Regions from separate parts of the Mus musculus genome. Here all the other regions are linked to region 1. A link is a loop called in an ENCODE intact Hi-C map of the cell type or tissue named here. Cell type or tissue: left cerebral cortex. All regions are shown on one strand. Region 1 holds the start of Nfxl1 (nuclear transcription factor, X-box binding-like 1). Region 2 overlaps Tec (tec protein tyrosine kinase). Region 3 overlaps Txk (TXK tyrosine kinase). Region 4 overlaps Txk (TXK tyrosine kinase).

The links. Hi-C counts contacts between places; a loop is a spot of excess contacts. Peaks named below come from ENCODE experiments on the same cell type or tissue, not always from the same donor. Only the 100,000 strongest peaks of a DNase experiment are listed, where the experiment ranks them.
Region 2: a loop joins it to region 1, with 6 times the contacts of the local background. A loop is called at or near these places in 4 of 42 quality-filtered maps.
Region 3: a loop joins it to region 1, with 6 times the contacts of the local background. A loop is called at or near these places in 2 of 42 quality-filtered maps.
Region 4: it touches region 1 in a loop (2.2-fold over the local background); 3 of 42 quality-filtered maps call a loop at or near these places.

Annotation. Positions count from the first base shown.
Region 1 is chr5:72,556,012-72,561,011 of GRCm38, forward strand. It overlaps Nfxl1 (nuclear transcription factor, X-box binding-like 1), which reads right to left and starts at 3,634. Exons shown (of 23, transcript NM_133921.3): 1 at 3,578-3,634; 2 at 3,003-3,257; 3 at 161-334. The coding sequence starts at 3,255. In left cerebral cortex, no CTCF peak of the experiment used is centred here; DNase peaks (open chromatin) are centred at 2,936 and 3,785; H3K4me3 peaks cover 2,073 bases; H3K27ac peaks cover 473 bases.
Region 2 is chr5:72,757,534-72,762,533 of GRCm38, forward strand. It overlaps Tec (tec protein tyrosine kinase), which reads right to left. Exons shown (of 19, transcript NM_001113460.2): 16 at 2,810-2,874; 17 at 71-189. Among named protein-coding and RNA genes, the nearest start is that of Txk, 7.3 kb to the left of the region's middle. In left cerebral cortex, a CTCF peak has its summit at 2,207 (motif pointing left); no DNase peak of the experiment used is centred here.
Region 3 is chr5:72,697,029-72,702,028 of GRCm38, forward strand. Txk (TXK tyrosine kinase) reads right to left here. Exons shown (of 15, transcript NM_001122754.2): 13 at 3,581-3,699; 14 at 2,066-2,223. Among named protein-coding and RNA genes, the nearest start is that of Nipal1, 52 kb to the left of the region's middle. In left cerebral cortex, a CTCF peak has its summit at 4,719 (motif pointing left); DNase peaks (open chromatin) are centred at 1,973 and 2,383.
Region 4 is chr5:72,709,005-72,714,004 of GRCm38, forward strand. Txk (TXK tyrosine kinase) reads right to left here. Exons shown (of 15, transcript NM_001122754.2): 9 at 3,778-3,852; 10 at 1,241-1,412. Among named protein-coding and RNA genes, the nearest start is that of Txk, 41 kb to the right of the region's middle. In left cerebral cortex, a CTCF peak has its summit at 2,071 (motif pointing left); a DNase peak (open chromatin) is centred at 2,070.

The DNA.
Region 1 (5,000 bases):
TATACAAAGATTAGGATTAACAACATGTAATTTAAATACCAAAATGTCCTCAGCTTTACAAGATGACCACACTAAAAATGATCCTATAGTACTTTAAATTATAAACAATATCAGAAATATCCTACTTATAGTGCAAATGTCCAAATCAGTAAGATAATACCTGTGTGAGTAGTGTATGTTGTGAATGTATTAGCAACAATTTTCCCCTGTTTTCCTTCCAAGTCTTCATCCCCTTCTTCTTCAGAGGAAGAGCTGCAGTGCTCCTCCAACAGCTTTCTGGCTGCAGCTTGATTGGACTTCTTGATCTCCTCAAATTTCTTCTGAGACATTAGTTCTGCTTGACAAACAAAAAGAGTTTCATTTCTGCAAATCCGTGTCCTCGCAAACCATGCTGTAGAATGACACCTCTTTTTTTTTTTTTTCCGGATCAGTAAGATTCCAGTTTATTTGACTACTATATCAATTTTAAGCACACATTTGAAAGTCACCCTTAGAACATCATATCTTCTTACAAATTGTGAGGGGGGAAAAAAATCTAATTCCTTACTACAGAACCAAAGAAAACAACACAATAAACACTAACTTTAGAAGTAGCCTACCCAAAAGAATCAAGTGCTATAGATGCAAAGACTAACAAACTAATGACATGTTCTAAAATACAGTCATGGTACTCAACACTTCACGAACAGCCTCTAAATAAAAACACCAATAAAAAAATTAATGGGAATGAGATGTTAAACAAGCCAGGCATGGGCACATGCCTCTAACCCCAGCAATCTGTAGGCAGAGGAAGGTAGATCTCTTAGGGCAACATGGTCTACACAGAGAGTTCCAGGACAGCTAAAGCTACATAATAAACTCAAAAAAAAAAAAAAAAAATTATACAAACCAGGTATGGCAACAACACACATATTTTTTTCCTAGCACTTAAGAGACATAAGTAGGTGAATCTCTGAGTTCAAGGCCAGCCAGGGTTAGCTATGTAGTAAGATAGTCTTACAATGTCTCAAAAATAAATAAATAATAAAAATCATTAAAATACATTATACAGTCTGACTTAGGAGATGGGGACTATACTCAGTGGAAGCACGCCAGGGTGACAGGAGGTAGTGCTTCTTCAAACCAGTCTCAGGAACCCAGTCCAGCCCCCAAAACCTTTACAATGATAATATCCACGGTTTCTCTACTGCGTTTATTAGCTGCTTCGTAGGAGGCTCAAAGCTTTCCAGCCTTCAAAGTGAAATTGATATTTTTGTGGTCACACAAGATGTTAATACAAAAAAACATGCTTCTAACAATTTCACTCCCCCCTCCAAAAAAAGTAAAGTGGGATTGAATTGTTCTACTATTATCCAGAAAAGAGATGCTAAATAACACTTGTTCCCAAGGAGACTTCCAGCTTCTGAGAGTAAGAATCCTGGCGCTTGTATGTACTCCAGCTAACAAGTGCAGTAGACAGCAATGGTGTTTTAGGAAAAGACTCACAAGCTTGCTCAATTGTATGCACTGGTGCTCGTGTTTAGAGAATTTTAAAGTTTACTATTCTAAATCACTAACTAAAACATACTTCATTCGTCAGACACCACCAAAATGAATCTCATTTTAGTTGATGTATCTGTACTTAAGGATATTGTACCCTTTCTTTCCCTCAGGAAATGTTTTCCTTTTCTTATTGCAGCTAATTTGAGTGGTGACTATCAACCAAAACAGACTGTTTTGGGTAAAAACGGAAGATAATGTATATGAGGCTTTCTTTAGAAATCTTTGAGAACACAGAAAAAGAAGAGCAGTAACTGCTGTGAGACATCTCAAAATTACAAGGAGGTCATTAATCTCTGGGAATGAGCCGGGGGGGGGGGGTTGTTAAAAAAAGCTGAATTGGGAAGAGATGACACTTGGTACATGTATGTACCTAGTACCATTTGGAAGAATGTCACCACACAAAGTGACCAGGTAATTGTCTTAACTTATTCCTTCCTCACAAATGTCAACTACTATATACTTTATACTATACACTATACACTATATACTATATACTATATACTATATACTATATACTATATACTATATACTATATACTATGTAGAGAATGCTTGCTTTCCTACTATCCACAAAACCCAAGCCAGCTTACCAACTTGTTCATAGGTCTCTAAATAGCACACTGCACCTCTATGATTAACTGACCAATTGCCAGCAAAATCAACGCAAACTAACTTTCAAGTTACCCTGGGAAACCCCACGCAGAGACTCAATTTTGCTCCTAGCAGGAAGGGAGAACTGATGCAATTCTACTATAATTTCAGAAATAAAAATTTTAAACCTCTTCTGAAAAAATACCTTCCAAACACAAAACACTTTCAGGGACCACTCTCTTTTATCTGGAGTGTTATGTATAAACACTCTCAACGTCGCCCTAAAAGATCTTGGACCAAGGCTATTGGCAAATCCATCGTGGCAACACCTGATACATCATGGAAAGACATGGAATTTCTGCACTGGGATCAGTTAAAAACAACAACCAAAACGCTTACAGGGTCCAAAAAGTCAGGTAGCCTGGGAAAGATGGCTATCAACAACTGGTCTTGAAAGTCGAGTTGATTAATGAAGAATGGAGTTCCCAATCTGTTCGTAAATGGAATTCTGAGACCTTAGCCTAGCTTGCTGTTACCATACACACAGATGCGAAAGCACAAGGTCCTATTTTACGACAGATGTTAAACATCTTAGATTATAAAAGAAAACAAACTCTGGCGATCCATTTACTGAGTTAACCAAATCAGCTGCACACAATTGAAGAAAGTGACTAACAAAGGCAATTATCAATTAAAATGAGGATGCAAGCGATGAGATGAAAATCTGCCTGAATGGAGACGGTTCCCTGAGACTAAACTCCGGGAGCTGTTAAAAAGTGAATGAGAGACTTGGAGGGCCCTGGCAGCCAGCGATAAGTAGGGAAGTGACTTGGGGAGTTTGGTGGGGCGGGAGACCCGAGCCATCCTCACCTGAGCCATCCTCACCCCGGGCCCCCGGGGGCTGCGGGGCTTCGCCTCCAGCTGAGCGCTGCCCGCGACCCGCAGGGGCCAGAGCTGCTGCTCCCCCGGGGCCGGGGCCCGAAGACACCGCGCCCCCAGACCCTTTGGCTCGCCCTCCTCCAGCGCCACCAAAAGGGACTCCATTTCCTGAGAGGGGCACTGCGGTGGCCCGTCCTCGGGCTCGGCCTCGGCCAGCGGCCACCTGGCGCCAGGGAGCGTCCATCCCTGCAGCGGAGAGATAAAGGAGAAGGAGCGTGAACGGGCGTCCGAGGATGGAGGCGGCTGCCGAGGGACCGCAGGGTCAGGCTGGGTGCGGACGGACCCCGCGACACGGAGACCCGGGTCTGAGGAGGTTGCGGCCCTGTGTCTCCCGAGGGCGAGTCCCGCCAAGCCCAGGCTCGAGCGACGGGCGAGGAGGGAAAAGACGGAGGGCAGAAAAGAAGCACGGAGCCACGAGGAGCCCACCCGGGACAGGAAAAACCCAGCCACGGGAAATTCTCCTCAGCCTCAGGAGAAGTGCGGTAGGCACAGAAACGCGAACTGACCGTGCGGCCGCGGCCGCGGCCGGGAACCAACTGCTGAAGTGGACCGCACCGAAAAGCTACGTCTCCTTACCGACGGCGCCCACCGCCAGGGACTACAACTCCCAGAAGCCTCCGCCCGCGGACCGCAGAATGCGTGGCAGCGAGGCAGCTTTTTTTTTTTTTTTTTTTTTTCCCGGAAGAGACGAAGGAATGCTCAGTGCGCATGCGCGGTCGTTCGCGGCCTTTGGGGAACTACATTTCCCAGAGTGTTCCGAGGCTCATGAAAAGTAGACGCCTCCGTTGGTGGGCGTGCCGGGAGCATGCTGCTACTGGCGGCTGCTCCCAGGAAATACGCGAGGTTTCAGGATTCAGAGAGGGCAAAATTCACAAACAGTTGTTCTCGCCATAGTCTTGCTGCTTGCAGGTAGCAGGCAGGTCCTCGTCCAGGAAGTACTTAGAAAACAGAAGACGCCATGGGGAGCAGGATCAGAAGAGCCACGGGAGCATTGTAGGAAAAAATGGTTTGAGTGGAGAAAGCTTTCAGAACTCACAATGAAATCTAGCCCCTAGTATTAACCACCTTTTATACTTTAAAACAAGCTTTCCCTTAGAGACTGCTTCTTTTCCTTTCAAGGCTGCTCCCTCCAGTAGATTCATTAAGGAAAATAACTGAAAGCCAGCAGCTAATCTTTACGTATAGATTGCAGAAATTCATTTAGTGGTCTCTTGGAAAATGAGCTGAATTTTTGTTGATATTTGAAGTTATACAATCCTTAAATTACCCTTCAGCTTAGTTAATTTCCCAACATTTACCACAAATATATTTAGATGCCATTCAATGTGTCCAGGAGTGTACAAAATATTTACATATATATGTGTGTGTGTCTGTGTGTGTGTGTGTGTTTGCACATATACAAAGTTTTACACTTATAATTTATTGAGATGAGTTTTTTTAATATTATCTAGGCTGTTCTTGAACTCATGATTCTCTCACCACAGCCTTAGAAGTTGTTGGGGCTCCAGGCCTTCATCATCATGTCCATTGTGTCAATATTTTTTTTTATTCAAAATAACCTTATTTATCATTCCAATTTTACCACTGGGAAAACTAAAGCATAGAGAGGTAATTGTGCTGAAACTAAGCTTTAATTCTATCATGTTTTTAATTTCTTGTACATAGGTATTACATCATGGCCTATAATTCATCCAAAACCAGTAAATGTCGAGGGAATATTGAGGTGGCTGATGATAAGGAGACCCTCATAGAACCTTGGTGTGTAGCACAGATCTGCGTTAGCACATTGTCCAAATCTCCATACTAAACCTTCCTGAGAACACATTCCCTCCAGTCCTCCAAACATTAGTTATAAACTATTCTAATATTTATCGAGAGCTTCAAACAAGCATTCCTTCCTTTTCTTTTACATACCTGTTTAATAACATG
Region 2 (5,000 bases), 200 kb after region 1:
AAGGTTACTCAATGATGAGTCTGCTTCCTCTTTGGAGGGGAGGGGAGGAGACGTGCATCGTGGGCCTTACCAAACGACCAGACGTCTGACTTGCTGCTAAAGCGGCTGTAATTAAACACTTCTGGGGGACACCACTTCACAGGGAACTTGGCGCCAGAAGAACTTGTGTACTGATCATCCAGAACGTACCTAGGATGAGACACACCACGCATGGGTCACACCTTTGCATGTCAGACGTGAGCTTTCGTTTTTCCCCTTACAAAGACAGACCAAGACAGTAACGGCAGTCTAACATGCAACACACACGTTCAGCTCATGGCCTTGCCCAATGACGTCTGTCTAGCTCCTCGGCTTGAGTTAAGAATCTGAAGAGGTGACCCAGTGTGTGGACTTTTATTGTACTGCTGTTTATCTTTCTCTCTTATGAGGTAACAGAGGCAGAATACTATACAACTGTTGCAAACTTATGGGGTAGGGTACGTGTCTTTGTTCTCTGAACAAAATTTTATCCAAAGGCCCTGCATGCAAAATATCTGAAGAAGAGCTGCTTACAGGAAGGGGTAACAAGTAACTAGAGCCGTCCGTGCTCTGAGCCCCACAGTCCCTCAATTTAAAGCTACAGCACACGTAAGCAATGAGAGCACTGCATTAGAAAGATCAGAGGCAAAAGGAGGTTTAAGATGATGGTAATATACCATATTTATATACCAGCACACTGTCCCTACACACACACTCTCAAACCATGCTTTATTCTTTTTCTATCTGAACATTTCCAGATCCATCCAGAAAGACACATGGAAGCTGTAGCATTGACCACTTGTGGGAAGAATCTTTGATGAGTGACAGATGTGAGGACTTCAGCCCCTTCGCTGTATGTGCAGCAGGAATTTATCAGAGGGATTGTTAATGCATTACATATTTATAGGAAGTCAATGCTAAAGCTGCCAGGAGCAAAGATTCAGATGAGCACACCGACTTCCCCTTGAATGGACAAAAATGGTATCTGGTGGACAATGCCACCTTGGGCTGGATCAAATAGTTGTCAGTCAGAGACGTCTGAATGTAGTGCATAAGGAGTAGTTCTAAAAGGACTGGTGGAAAAGTACCAGCTTTCTGCAAGCCAAATATGAAGAATGGCGATAGACAGTGCAGGGTTCCCCTTCAGGTGCTAACTATCTTTACCTAGAGCACATAGAGAGGACTGGGTAATCAGCTTCGAGAATCAGAAACTACTAAAGATAGCATTCAGGCCACCAAAGGCCAGCGTCTTCTTGGGGGTTGGTGTTGGCCCGAAGACCCAACATTGCTCTACTTTCTTGACTGCTCTTAGCTCTGCCTCTGGACCAGCTTCCTTGGCCCTCTTCTGATTCCCTGGGCAGGTCACACTAGTCCCAGACTTAAGGTGGCACCACTATGGTTCTCCTGTGTTGTTCACTCAATGTTCCCATGCAAGAAAAGCCTTTCTGGTCACCAGATCTCCAGCGGCCGTCCCTTCCCCCACTCCCAAGTTAGCTCTTTCACCGAACAGTAGAAGATTTCAGGGAAAGACGAAACAGATAATACAGAGGATTTCAGTATCTGCAGGGCACACCGTCCGTGTGACAGCTCAAGGTTTTTCATCTGCAGTGTGAAAGTGACCACAGATGGTATCAACAGTTAGTCAAGACTGCAAGTTGAAAGTCTCAATAACACTATGTTTTTGGTTTTTTCAATGGACAGAGACTTAGGTTTCAGATAATTCTCAGGTGTCCTGACATGCTTTTAGTCTCTTTTTTAACTGTTTGTAAATAAAAAGTTCCTTTCCGACACATCTGGAGCACAAAAGGCACAGACTGGACTGACAGCCACTGTCTGCTGACCCCACCCTGCTCTGTCACAGTCACTTTCCCCAGGGCTATGTATCTCCTTTCTCCATCGTTTGCACTACATGTGGGCTCAGCCTTCAGTTTACTCACCGATGTGGCTCACAGGGTTAGGCTCCTCACCCAGTAGACACCTGATTTTTAATATATGCATGACTCAAGGGACAGAGGGAAAGGGGAGGACAGACAAAATGCTTCTTAAACGTCTATTCTAACACTAGTAAAAGTAGAAAAACTAAGAGATTAAAAACATTGCGAACAAGGATATACTAAGCACTGAATCACCAAACAAATTGAGAGAGAGATATTATATAGGCTCTACTACCATCTAGTGGAAAGAATTACCAATGCCACAATAGTAATTAGCCTCATTTACCCTTACAACAGTTGAAGAGATTTCCTTATTGCTTTATTGGTGCAAATCATTCCCACATTAAAATTTTAAAGGCAGGATCTCATGTAGCCCAGGCTGGCCTCAAACTTGGTATATAGCCAGGAATGACTTTGAAATCCGGATTCTCCCGCCTCCACCTCTAAGTACTAGATTACAACAAGCATCACTACAACCAGGGCCCGAGGCCTGAGTTTTTATTTCAGTTTGGGGAGGGTTTGCTTGTGGGCAGTTCGTGCATAGAGAGGACAGAGGCAACCTTGGATTGCATGGGCAGGAACGCTGTCTGCCTAGTCTCTTTTCAACGGCTTAGGGTTCATCAATTAATCTGGGTTTTCTAGCCAGAGAGCCTCAGAGATCCACCAGTCTCTGCCTTTCCAGTTCTGGGGTTACAAAGCCTAAGCCACCACTCCTGGATTTTTTCCTGCATTCTGGTCAAACTCAGGCTTGGGAGGGAAGCAATTTATCCTCTGAGCTATTTCCCAAGGCCTTCCCATGCTTATTAATTATTCAAATATAATGTGACCACTTAAAAGCACACAGTACTCAGCCATACCTGGCCATTCCAAAATCAGATACTTTGACAACTCCTGCTTCATTCACTAGACAATTTCTGGCAGCCTGGAAAACAAGATTATGACGTTACATTTATTAAAAGGTCCTGCAAAAAAAGGAACAACAGAAGTTCACTTTCTACTAAATATAATACAGTCCACATCAGAAAGAACTGTACATGTGTTCATATAAACTGTTTACAGCCATACTGAAGGTACCTCCAACAAAAATCTGAAGCAACCTGAAAAAAAGACAGATTAGAAATGTCACAAGGCATTATGGCACTGTCTTTACCAACATCACACTTCATGAGGATCAACGGACATTCCAACCTTCTTCCTGGTCCAGGCCTATTGTATTACTATGTGATTTTCTTACTGATGTTGATAACACTCTTAAGTCTTTAATCTAGATTAAAGATGAATTCTCTCTAGGTAACAGTAGAAACACACAATCATCACAGTGACCAGTAACCTGAGAGTGGTCACCTCAACAGACAGAAGAATGGCCAAGTATAGACACAGGACCTGCTTTATCGTGTATGAGGTTGCTAATATATTAAGACATAATATACTCAGCTGGTAAAACACACACATATGTTATTTGGGGTTTGGTGTATTCTTGAATCCATCAAGAATTACATGAACCAATATAATAATTTGGTAGAATGACAGAGGGCTTCTCAGAAGCAAAATAATGGTGTTTTTAACACCTCAACTGATGGGGCAAGGTTTCTCCCTCACTCGTCGGATGCTTGTTTTTCCTGTGTGATAATTCCCCAGAGCTCCTTTCCTCTGAGCACATTTAAGAGTCTCTCTCAAGTGACAGTTAATGCCCACCTCTTGAATTATCTGCACCTTCCCGGGAGGACAGCCATGGTACTGTCACTTGCAAGCCCATGAAACACTTTACTCAGGGGAAAGGCACATTCGACACTTCCTTTTGTGAGGGCAAAAGTTACGTTTTACGTCTTAAACTGCTGTGCCTAAAAGATCTGTAAAATAAACTTTTCTTTAATCTGTAAGTTTCACTTGTTTCCAGGACAGAAACTTCCTGGAATGCTGAAGACTGTGGCCCGCCTACGACCACAAGCCATGTGTTCTCACTTCTGTAAACAAGGGTGGTTACCCCAGGTGCACAGGATGTGCTTGGTCACATGTAAGCAGAAGGTGTGTAACTGTAGCTGGGAAGTACACTAGGATATATGCTTGTCCCTGATCAGACAAAGTCAAAAGTCTATAGCCTAATAGGTTTGCCTTAATAAGCACTGGGCTTATGTAATTAGCAGGCATTCTCTGGGAATCCCGGGAATGAACTTGGCTAGTATTTACCATGTTGGTCAGAATTTAATAAAGCTTGCTTCAAATTTGGCTCAAAGGTTGTGTTAGTAATCTTATTCTCGCCTGGCAGGATTAATACTTTAAAGGGTGTTAAAACCTTCCAGGGATTTATATCAATATCACTGGCCAAAAAAAATTCAAAACTCACTTTCAAGAAAATAAATTCTGTACAGACAAGTGCAAGTCATGAAAGTATTCCGTCTGCATCCATTCTCCAAGAACAAAACTAGAACGATGCTTAATTCATGAGTTTCTACATGACAATTAGCTGTTGTCATAGCGACACACAATCATCAAAGCTAATGTTATATGTCACATCTAGTTTACAAAGCCCGTTGCCTCTATTAAATGGTATGAACTTTAACAAGATGTGAGCCAAACAATGAAGTGCACATTGCACATCCAATTTTCAGAATGGACTAGGACTAGCCCCACAACACACCGAGGAGATCAAGTCAACCTTGCCAAATCCTCAATTTGTTACTATGCTTTAAATCTAAAGATGACATCGGAGTTACAGTCCTGACTCTAAAGGTAAGTTCTGGGTCCAAACTCCTCCATCTCCCCAGCACCTGATGATATTTTATCCAGTTCTACTCACTTCCTTTGCAGATAGGAATAATATCCACTTCCTTATCAAAGGAGCTTACAGTACAAAAGTAAGGCCTATGTCAGGTGAGGTTAAAACAAAGCACCCTGCTGCTCCTGCTCCAAGGAAACAGATCCACGCTCTATCACAAGGCAGCTAAGGCTAAAGGAGGGTGGACACAATGCGAATCCTGTTGGTTTGGTAGACTAATCAAGGTAGATGGTTACTTGTTACAGTCACAGTGTTGCTTGCTACAGTCACAG
Region 3 (5,000 bases), 140 kb after region 1:
TGAGGTCCCCAATTCCACATCAGTACTGGCTTACTATGCTGGTCCCCTCTAGCAGGAAGGGTTTCACATAGAAAGCAAAAGGCACATCTCCCAGTCTCCTCCAGGAACCCTGTAGATCCTGGAGCACACAGTCAACCAAACCTTTGACCTCGGAAGCAGAGATGAGAGCACCTTTCCCTGTGTTACTGTGCAGTGTGCTTTGGCTCTGTCTGCCTGGGGAAAGACATGGCTCTGTTGGCATCTTTGGAACCTGCAGGAGTTAGAGCTACTCATTGCATGGAATGGGGGGGAGGGGGGGAGCGAAAGACAATGAGTGCATCCTGAGCCTTGATAAGGACCCAGGAGTAAATCACAGGGCCTTTCAGCAGGAAGGGTCAGGCTCAACAGGTGGAGTCTCTGCCATGTTTATCAAGGATAACGCAATCTTTTTTATTTAAATAGTTCACATTATTCCAATTATCTCACAATCAAAAACAGCCAGTTTAACGAAGCCATTCAAACAAATATATATCAAGTCCCAAACTATACACATCTCTGTATTTCTATATAGTTAGATTGGCCATCCTCGAGCCTCCGGGCTTGACTTAGGCTATTAGACTTCCATAATTAATTAAATTTTATTCACTTACACTCTACAAAAAAAAATAGCTATGGCAGAGTTGGAACTAGAAAAAAAAGGAGCTTTGTATCAATGTGCGTGCGTGCGTGCGTCTGTGCATTGTTTGAGTAAATTTTCTGACTGCAATTTGGACTGTTTCCTTGTTCCTTCTGTGATCTTCCTATTCACCCTTCTTCCTCTCTAGCTCATAAATAATATGTAAGATCACGCTGTTCTGTGCACATGTGCCTGCTTATTAATACTCCTGGACTTGGGACACAGTCATCTCCTAATAAACCCATTCTAACTTTAAAATGTCATGAGCTAAAGATGCATTGTATGCAAATACTCTACCAGAAACCACAGCTTAGCAACGTCTGCAGTAATCGTGTGTTTAATCTTGTGACCTGCAGCAGCCTGGAAGATGGCCTCCTTCCCAGCATCCCAGGGGAGGCTCCTACTTAATACTATTCTCCCAGGAAAAGATCAATGCTTGATGCTCCAAACATGGCATTATAAAGTTGGAAAATTCTAAGTCAAATCACTGCAGCCACCATCTGCATGGCCTAAGCTATTTACATTGTGATGGGAAAGGCATTCCCCCTGTTGCCACTGACAGCTTACGTGACAGTCCTCAGGTCTTTCGTGATTCCTTGTGGAACAGCTAATCATGACTATCTGCATACACTGGGATCATCCTAAATAAAACACTTCTCTGGAATATGAACAATCCCGTTACTCTTGAAATACTGGTTTTTGCAGTGTCTGTGGATTGGGAATCAAACGATGCATGTGAGTTAGTTTGTGTTTCAGGCAGCAGGAGACCACCACCACCACCACCACCAAGCTGTGATGTTTCTGGGCTAAGCCTGCTAACTACCAAGGAGAGCTCTCAACATCACAGTCTGATGAGAGCAGAAGGGCTGTTGAATAGATGCCCAGAAAAGGAGAGGGGAGGGGAGACAGAAACCGACCCCTCTGGCTTCATTCTAAATCTTGTCATTTCAACAAAAAGAGCAACTCCTTAAGTGATGGTTTCCCAAGTGGTGGCTCCCAGCACAGTCTGCCTTTGGTTTCTATTCTGGTTTAATCTCTCTATCAGGAGGAGTCTTACATGCCAGGGAGAGATGAAACCCATTACTTTTAGGCTTGAAAGTGGCAGTGAACAGAAGCAAAGTGCAGTAAATAAAACAGCAACCTCCATATTCTGGGGGGAAGTTCAGCAAACCAGATTCTGTCCTTAATTCTGTCACCCAGTTCTTCAAGATAATGGATCATCTAATCAAGAGGCTTTAGAAACATCCAGTCTCTGCAAGAACCAATCTCCTGCAGACAAGGCTTGGAAACGAGACAAGGCTCAGGGTGAGGGGGCGTCATAAGAGAAGTGGTGCGCTGACTCTCAGGGCATACCAGCAAACAGGCAATTTTGGTTGCCATGGTACAGTCTCAGTAATAAGGGACACCTACCTCATGCCAGCAACTGTACATCACTCTGTATATGGTCATGGGGGCCAGGTGAGGACGATACAGCCGGAAACCTTGAGAAATGGCTTCCACCACTTGCAAATTTGACTTATTTTCAAAAGGCATTTTTCCTTCTGTAAAAACTTCCCACATTAAAACTCCTGCAAAGAAAGCATGCAAACACAAGAGTCACTTGGAACCAAGACAAGGGATTCATTCAAATTGCAAGGCCTTAATCTCCTCCACCCTCAGAAGCCAAGGACATCTCCTCCTCCCACCCTCCCTCAGAAACCAAGGTGCGAGGATCCCCAGACGAGGTTGCTAATCCCATAAGCCTTGAAAGTATAAAGGGAAGGGTGTGGGCTGTGTTTCCTAATCTAGTTGTTAAGTTCAAATTGTCAAGCTGAAAAACAGTTGAGCTTCTGCTTAACTAAACAAGGGAGCTTATTAAACACTCTGGAAACTCAGTGGTGGCACAGAGCCTTTCTGCGGGATGGGAGTTTTGGCTGTATTTGCCTTTTATGTTGCCAGACGTCTTGTTACAGCTTCATGGCAAGAGCTTGCTGGGGAAGGAAAAGACCAAGAGAGCAGAGCTGTGTGGGGAGGTGTCTGACCCCAGACACCAAAGCAGTTACAAGAAGAGTTACAAAGAATGCTACACTCCTCCTTTGGGGGCCCTGTGTTCCATCCAATAGCTGACTGTGAGCATTCACTTCTGTGTTTGCTAGGCCCCAGCACAGTCTCACAGAGACAGCTATATCAGGGTTCTTTCAGCAAAATCTTGCTGGTGTATGCAATGGTGTCAGCATTTGGAGGCTAATTATAGGATGGACCCCCGGGTATGGCAGTCTCTAGATGGTCTATCCTTTCGTCTCAGCTCCAAACTTTGTCTCTGTAACTCCTTCCATGGGTGTTTTGTTCCCAATTCTAAGAAAGGGGTCTGCAACCCTATAGGTGGAACAACAATATGAACTAACCAGTACCCCCAGAGCTCGTGTCTCTAGCTGCATATGTAGCAGAAGATGGCCTAGTCGGCCATCATTGGGAAGAGAGGCCCCTTGGTCTTGCAAACTTTATATGTCCCAGTACAGGGGAATGCCAGGGCCAGGAAGTGGGAGTGGGGGCGGGGGGAGTCTGGGGGACTTTTGGGATGGCATTTGAAATGTAAATGAAGAAAATACCTAATTTAAAAAGAAAAAAAAAGGAAAAAAAAAAAAAAGAATGCTACATCATGGCAAGGCGGTGGTGGCACACGCCTTTAATCAGCACTCCGGAGGCAGGCAGAGGCAGGCAGATTTCTGAATTCAAGGCCAGCTTGGTCTACAAAGTGAGTTCCAGGACAGCCAGGGCTATACAGAGAAACCCTGTCTTGAAACAAACAAAAACAAAAAAACAAAACAAAACAAAACAAACAAACAAAAAAGAATGCTACATCATATCAAAAAACAAACAAGCGAGAGAAGAAAAGAGAAGGCTGCCTTTGTAGCAAACCTAGCGACAGCAAATGCATGCACTCACCGAACGACCAGACATCAGACTTGCTACTGTATTTGTTGAAATGAAAGACTTCAGGTGGGCACCACTTGACTGGGAACTTAGCTCCAGAAGAACTGATATATTCATCGTCCAAAACATACCTGCCACCAGGGGATTCGAGCACACTGTGTTAATGGCCTCCGAGGCCTACCTGCTTCAAACACCTCTGACAGCTCGGATCTGCTAAAACAGCCTTTCCCCTGGAAAGGGCTTGTGCCTCTTGTTTTCTTGATGGCAGACAGGGAAATAGTTCTTTATTTGTTTTCTCCTCTAGAACCAGGTCTCCTTGGATTTCACCGGCTCTCTGAAAACTACAGTTCTACAGTCCCAACACTGGGGAAGTACTTATGTTCTTTAGAGTCCGAACTTAATTCTGCAAAGAAACAGCCCTGTGTTCTAACAGTAAAGGTAACAACAAGGTAGTAAATAAATGATAAGTGAAAAGCCGTACACGTCATAAAACATGGATCCAAATTGGTGCCACATTTTCTCTCACTTACTTATATTTTGTGTGGCACAAAAAAAGGGGGGATAAGTGTGTTCTTATAGAACTTCTGATATGAAAAATATCCAGTATATTATAATGTATGTATATTTTATATAGATTAGAAATAACTTTTCTTAAGACTCATATGCAGGAATATGAAATGCATGGGGAAAGAGACAGCTGGCTTTGGGCTCTTGCATATACAATAATGGTTCTTTTTTACTTATTTATTTATTTATTTATTTATTATTATATCTAAGTACACTGTAACTGTCTTCAGACACACCAGAAGAGGGCATCAGATCCCATTATAGATGGTTGTGAGCCACCATGTGGTTGCTGGGATTTGAACTTCAGACCTTTGGAAAAGCAGTCGTAACCACTGAGCCATCTTTCCAGCCTTATAATGATGTTTTTTAGCTATTTATTATTGCTGTCTTCATGTTCCCACTTTCCCCCACATATTCTATCACCTTTCGCCTTTAGCCCCTCTTCGGTAAAGACTACCTAAGGTTGGAGAGATGGCTCAGTGTTTAAGAACTCTGGCTGCTCTACCAGAGGGCCCAGGGTCTGTTGCCAGCACCCACAGAGTGGCTCACGGCCTTCTGTAACTTCAGTTCCAGGTAATAAGATGCCCTCTTCTGGCCTCTGTAGGTACTGCATGCACGTGGTACACAGACATACATTCAGGTGAAACCCCTCCATACAGAAAATAAAAATAAAGTCGGAAGAGAAAAATGTTTTAAAGGTACTGGTGAATGCCTTTAAATTCAGCACTTGAGAGGCAGAAACAGGATGGTATCTGTGAGTTCTTGGCCAGTCTGGTCTACATAGAGAGTTCCAGGACAGCCAGGGCTACATAAAGAGACCCTGTTTCAAAAGAGAAGACTGTGTAAGAGGAAACAGAGGAGGGCT
Region 4 (5,000 bases), 150 kb after region 1:
AACCCTCATATGTGGTTCAGTTGAACAAATAGGACCAACACTTCACACAGGCAGAGAAGCGTGTGAATAGAAATGTGTGTTCCTGTGATGTTACTTTCTCTACACACGGATCAGTCCCTGGTTAGACATTCCACAAATCACTATAGGACCACTGGTAGATGGATTTAATTCTTTTCAAGTTTTTTTAGCCTTCTTGCAAAGTTCCTCAGCTCCCGTGTCTTCCCTTGAAAGAGCATCCTGAGACACGGGAGCTCAGGACATCTCCTGATATCCTTTTCCAACTCTTCTCTTCCGTCGCTAACAGAATCAAGTTTCATGGTTCTCAATATCATCTCTGGGGAACCATTCTCAAATTCGTGCCCTCTACCCTGACCTCTCTCCAACTCTAGCCTTACACATTTACCTGACTACTTTGTCATCTTTAATTCTTCTAATAGGCTTCTCCAATTCAACACCACCACACGCACGCACGCACGCACGCAGGAATCCACCCACGCACCTGGCTCTCCCTGCACAACTTTTAGCCTGCTAGAGGAAGTCCTCTTCCTAGCAATTACTAACTGTTCCTGTAACCCTGTGGAGGGGCTCGTGACTCTTACAAATTCCTGGACTCCTGAATCATGTTAAGTTGTATTAGCTTCACAAGTCTTATGAGCCTCGGGGAACATTCCGGTCCCAAGAAAATAGCTTTACTAGCTACAAATGTAAATATATCTACCAGTTGTCCTGCAGTGAGTTATGACACGTCTCTAATACGTGTGTAGAGAAAGTACCATGACAGGAAGCAGGAACACACATTTCTACCCACACGCGTCTCTGCCTGTGAGAAGTTTTTCTCCTGTTCACTCAACTCTTCACCCTCAGAAAGTCTGATCCCTGAGTTCCCAGCCAAGGTTGTCTCATTCAAGAAGCCCCTTATCTAACATTTACTCAGCACCTACCACTAAGCTAAGCATAATATACTTTCCTTGTCTTTCTCATTGACCATTTCATTAACTCACACAGCGATCCAATGTCAGAAGTACCCGTTGTTTCCAATTGTATAGGTGAGGACTCTATAGACTTGAGGATGACATAGTTCATGCATGTCACACAGAGGTTAAGTAATTTGCCAGGGTTACACAATGTCTTGGGCAGAGTCGTGAGCCAGGTGCAGGTGTGTCTGATTCTAAAGTCCAGGTTCTGTCTGAGACTCTGAGGGGCGGGGCCGTGAGTACGTGGGGCAGGACCTTGCACTTACATCATCACCTTGGCTTCCTCAATGAAGTCTTCTTCAGACATGGAACCTTCATTGATGGCCTTGATGGCGACCGGGATATGTGCTCTCCATTCTCCTAAGTGGACAACCCCAAACTGACCACTTCCGATCTCCTTGACAAAAGCCAACTCTGATGGATCTATCTCCCACTTTTCTAGAAAGGCAAAGGACTCGTGTTAAAAAGTGAAGGAAGGATGGTTAAAGGACAGAAAGGGAGAGCGAAAGATTTCAGAATTATCCAGTCCTATCTCCTTGTTTTACATAGATGTTAAAGGTATACAGGTAAGGATCTGTAACAATATATAATCCAAGATGTCAAGGGTTAAAAGAATTGCCTGCTTGGAGACAAGAATATATAGCACTGAGACTATCAAAACATAATATTACACATATCCATGTACTTTTCTAAACAAAACTAGTGGTGGGACCTAAAGCATGGATGTCCCCAGCCTGGATTTGTTATAGTGCTAAGGGTGGGGCATTTTCTTTTCCGGAGGTACTTCCTCTTGTTGTTTCAGTTTCTCCTACTGTTCTCATTCCACTGCTAAAACACCCTTCCTGCCTTGCGTAGCCTCTCCTTAGGGATGGGTCTAATATATGTAATTGTATACATGTCCATTACCAGGCTGTTAACCAACATATATCTAAACATGTGTTTAAGGTGAAATTTGTGTTGTTGTATATTTCTCATTTCTCATAAGCAAGCCAGGAAGGGGGAGAAAAAGAACTGTTTATAAAATAATACCCTTGAAACTATGCAAGCTTAACTTTTTTAGCACCTAACTTTCCCTACAGCAACACCGCCACCTGCTGGAACTTTAGGACAATGCACTTAGCAGGATTATTAATGATGATAAGTAGTCCCCAACTCAGCAGGGAAATGCTGTTGTAAAGGTGACAGGAGAAACGGATTTATGACCTTGACAGTGGCACAGAATTTCTTGATAGAATATTATCACAGGAAAATATTAATAAACTACAACTCATAATTTTGTCTGCTTATCTGGAGAGTTGACCCTGTGGTTGAGAGTGCTTGCTGCTCCTGCAGAAGACCAGGGTTCAATCTCCAGCATCCACAAGCTGGCTCAAAACCATTCTGAGCTCCATCTCAAGGAAACCCAACTCTGTCCCTCTTCTGGCTTCAGCAGGCCTCATAAAACAGAATATCTAAATGACTGCTATACCTATTAAACCGTGGCCAAAATAACTAATCGTGAGGGATCAAAATTAAACCATAAACCAATACCGTCAAACACTTAACAAAATGGCTAAAGGGAATTTTTACCAAGGGTGAAACTATAGGCCTGGTATTCCTATACATTGCTGATAGGAGTGGAATTTGGTATAGATTCTTTGGAAAATTGATTCTGCCTAGGAAATCTCAAACATTGTGACTAGCCTTTGATGAGACAAAACTACTCTAAACTATACTTACAGCAGGGCCTAACTGAACATTTATCATCTAAACATAAACGAGAGCTTTCATAACTATAGTACTTGTAAGAGCTAAGCCTGAGGGACAACCCTAATAGCTGTGTAAAGGAGGTAGCAACCCTGACAGTGTAGCCCTCCGTCCCAGGGAAAATGAGCTGGCCACACCCAACACAGTAGACGAAATTCAAAGTGGTGAGAACAGGAAGAGGCCAGACAGAGTGTGTAGTTTCTCATTCGATTACCTAAAGTGCTCAAAACTTGGCAAAACAAAACAAAAAAACAACAAAAACAAAACAAACAAAAAAACCCACTATGCAATAGGTGTGGCTTATGCCATATTTTGTTCAAAAAAGTTGATCTTTTCCTGAAAAAGTAAAGAGCATAATTGCCAACTGCCTTGCTAATTACATAAGATCTTACATATAGGAATGATAGATGTACCCATAGCACCCTGAAGTCCTCCTTCCAACATTCTTAAACTAAGACCCTGAATCATAGTCATTTTTATGCAATATAATTCTCACTGTTCCTTGTTTCTTTCCCAATATAATCTGAGTCCTGCTAATGAGAGGAATTCAAGGGAACAGCATTTTCTACAAGTCAGAAAACAATATTTCCCTGGTTGACATTTAGTCTCACAGACGTGTAAATGTCACACCTGCTAGAAAGTGATTTGAATCTGAGGGTAGCGATTCTGTGTGAACAAAAGTGAAGCGGAGCCGTTAAACTCAACAGCTCTTTTCTCATGGAAAGCAGTCATTTCCCAGCAAACCTTGTAATCAGAAAACAACAGCCTCAACATCCAGAGAATAGTAGTTATTTATCAAAATGGGAGGATGACAGGTCCTCATAAGGCACGGTGAAATGCTAAGCTAAACCAGAACATTGCTACTGACTTCACGTTGCCCTGGGAGATGGGTTATTTCAACATCTCCAGCAAGAGATTTACATTTTTAAAGGAAACATATGCAGATAGACATTTCAAACGAACTGAGAATTTAAGGAATCTTCAGGGTGGTTCCTGGATGGATGGATGGATGGATGGATGGATGGATGGATTCCCTCAGCACATGTGTGTACTTTACCATAGCTAAAACCAGATGTGGCTGGTAAACAGCTGCCCAGGAGCCCAATGGGATAGCGGAGACGAGATATGAGACCTAAGGAGAAAGAAAAATGAGCATATCAAAGCTAGTTATTAGTTACAGTAGGAAGAAGTAGGTATACTGGAAGGTAGCACTTGCCTTTAAATAATTAGGTATAACAATTTGGTGGGTCATTATAATTCTCTAATCTCCACCTAAAAACACCTTCCTGATAGATACTCACTGTACACAAAGTTCACACAAAGTTCTCTCACAACATTTCAGTGTGCACCGATGAATTATTATCACTTTGGCCAAAAAAAAAAAAAACTTGGCAAAGCTTTCTTTGAATATTTTGGAAGCATGTATGTAGTACATACATACATTGTACACAAATTATAAATGTTTTAATATAACTTTTTCCTATCAAGCATGTAGTTTATACATACAGAGGACTATAAATAGACCCCAAAATATTTCTGAGATTTTGCTGTTATAAAATATACTATATTTTCTTGAACATATGTTTGTATTAGTCTCCCAAAGTTTCCTCTTACAAAATGGGATACTTGATCAAATTATTTGCAAAAGCGTTAACCATCAAATTGAACACCCTTTGAAAATAGATTTTTGTGGGATTCTTTTGTTCTGTTTTGGTTTTGTTCTGTTTTGTTTGACAGTATCATAGTCGAATGAATAAGACTTCATATGATTGGGTCAACATGAAAAGAATTCTAGACAACCAATTTAAATTTGTCAATAAACATCCATTATTTATTTCCTCGGTCGCTACTAACTGAAAGTCTGTTCGCATCATGCTCTATGTTGATGTTAGGAGACAGCGGTGAAGGAGATGCTGACGGCCTCTGCTCTCAGGGGCCCTACTTTCTAGGGGAGTGGGAAATAAACCAGTGTGTGCACGCACAAGAAAACGTCAACGATGGTAAGCCAGACAAAGTGGATAAATGTAGTTATCAGAGAATGAGTGATCTAGGAAGGCCTTTCAGACAAGATTATCATAGGTATGAAGACAGTGACTGACAAGGAGTCACCCACAAAAACCAGTTGGGAAAGCCCAGGCAGGTGAATAGTGTGCAAAGACTGGGAGGCAGAGACAAGTCTAGCCAGTGGGAGGCGGAGACAAGTCTAGCCAGTGGGGAAACAGAAGGGATTAGGACCTAATGCACAGGATTCTCTTCTAGGTGAATCCCAAAGGCCTCAGC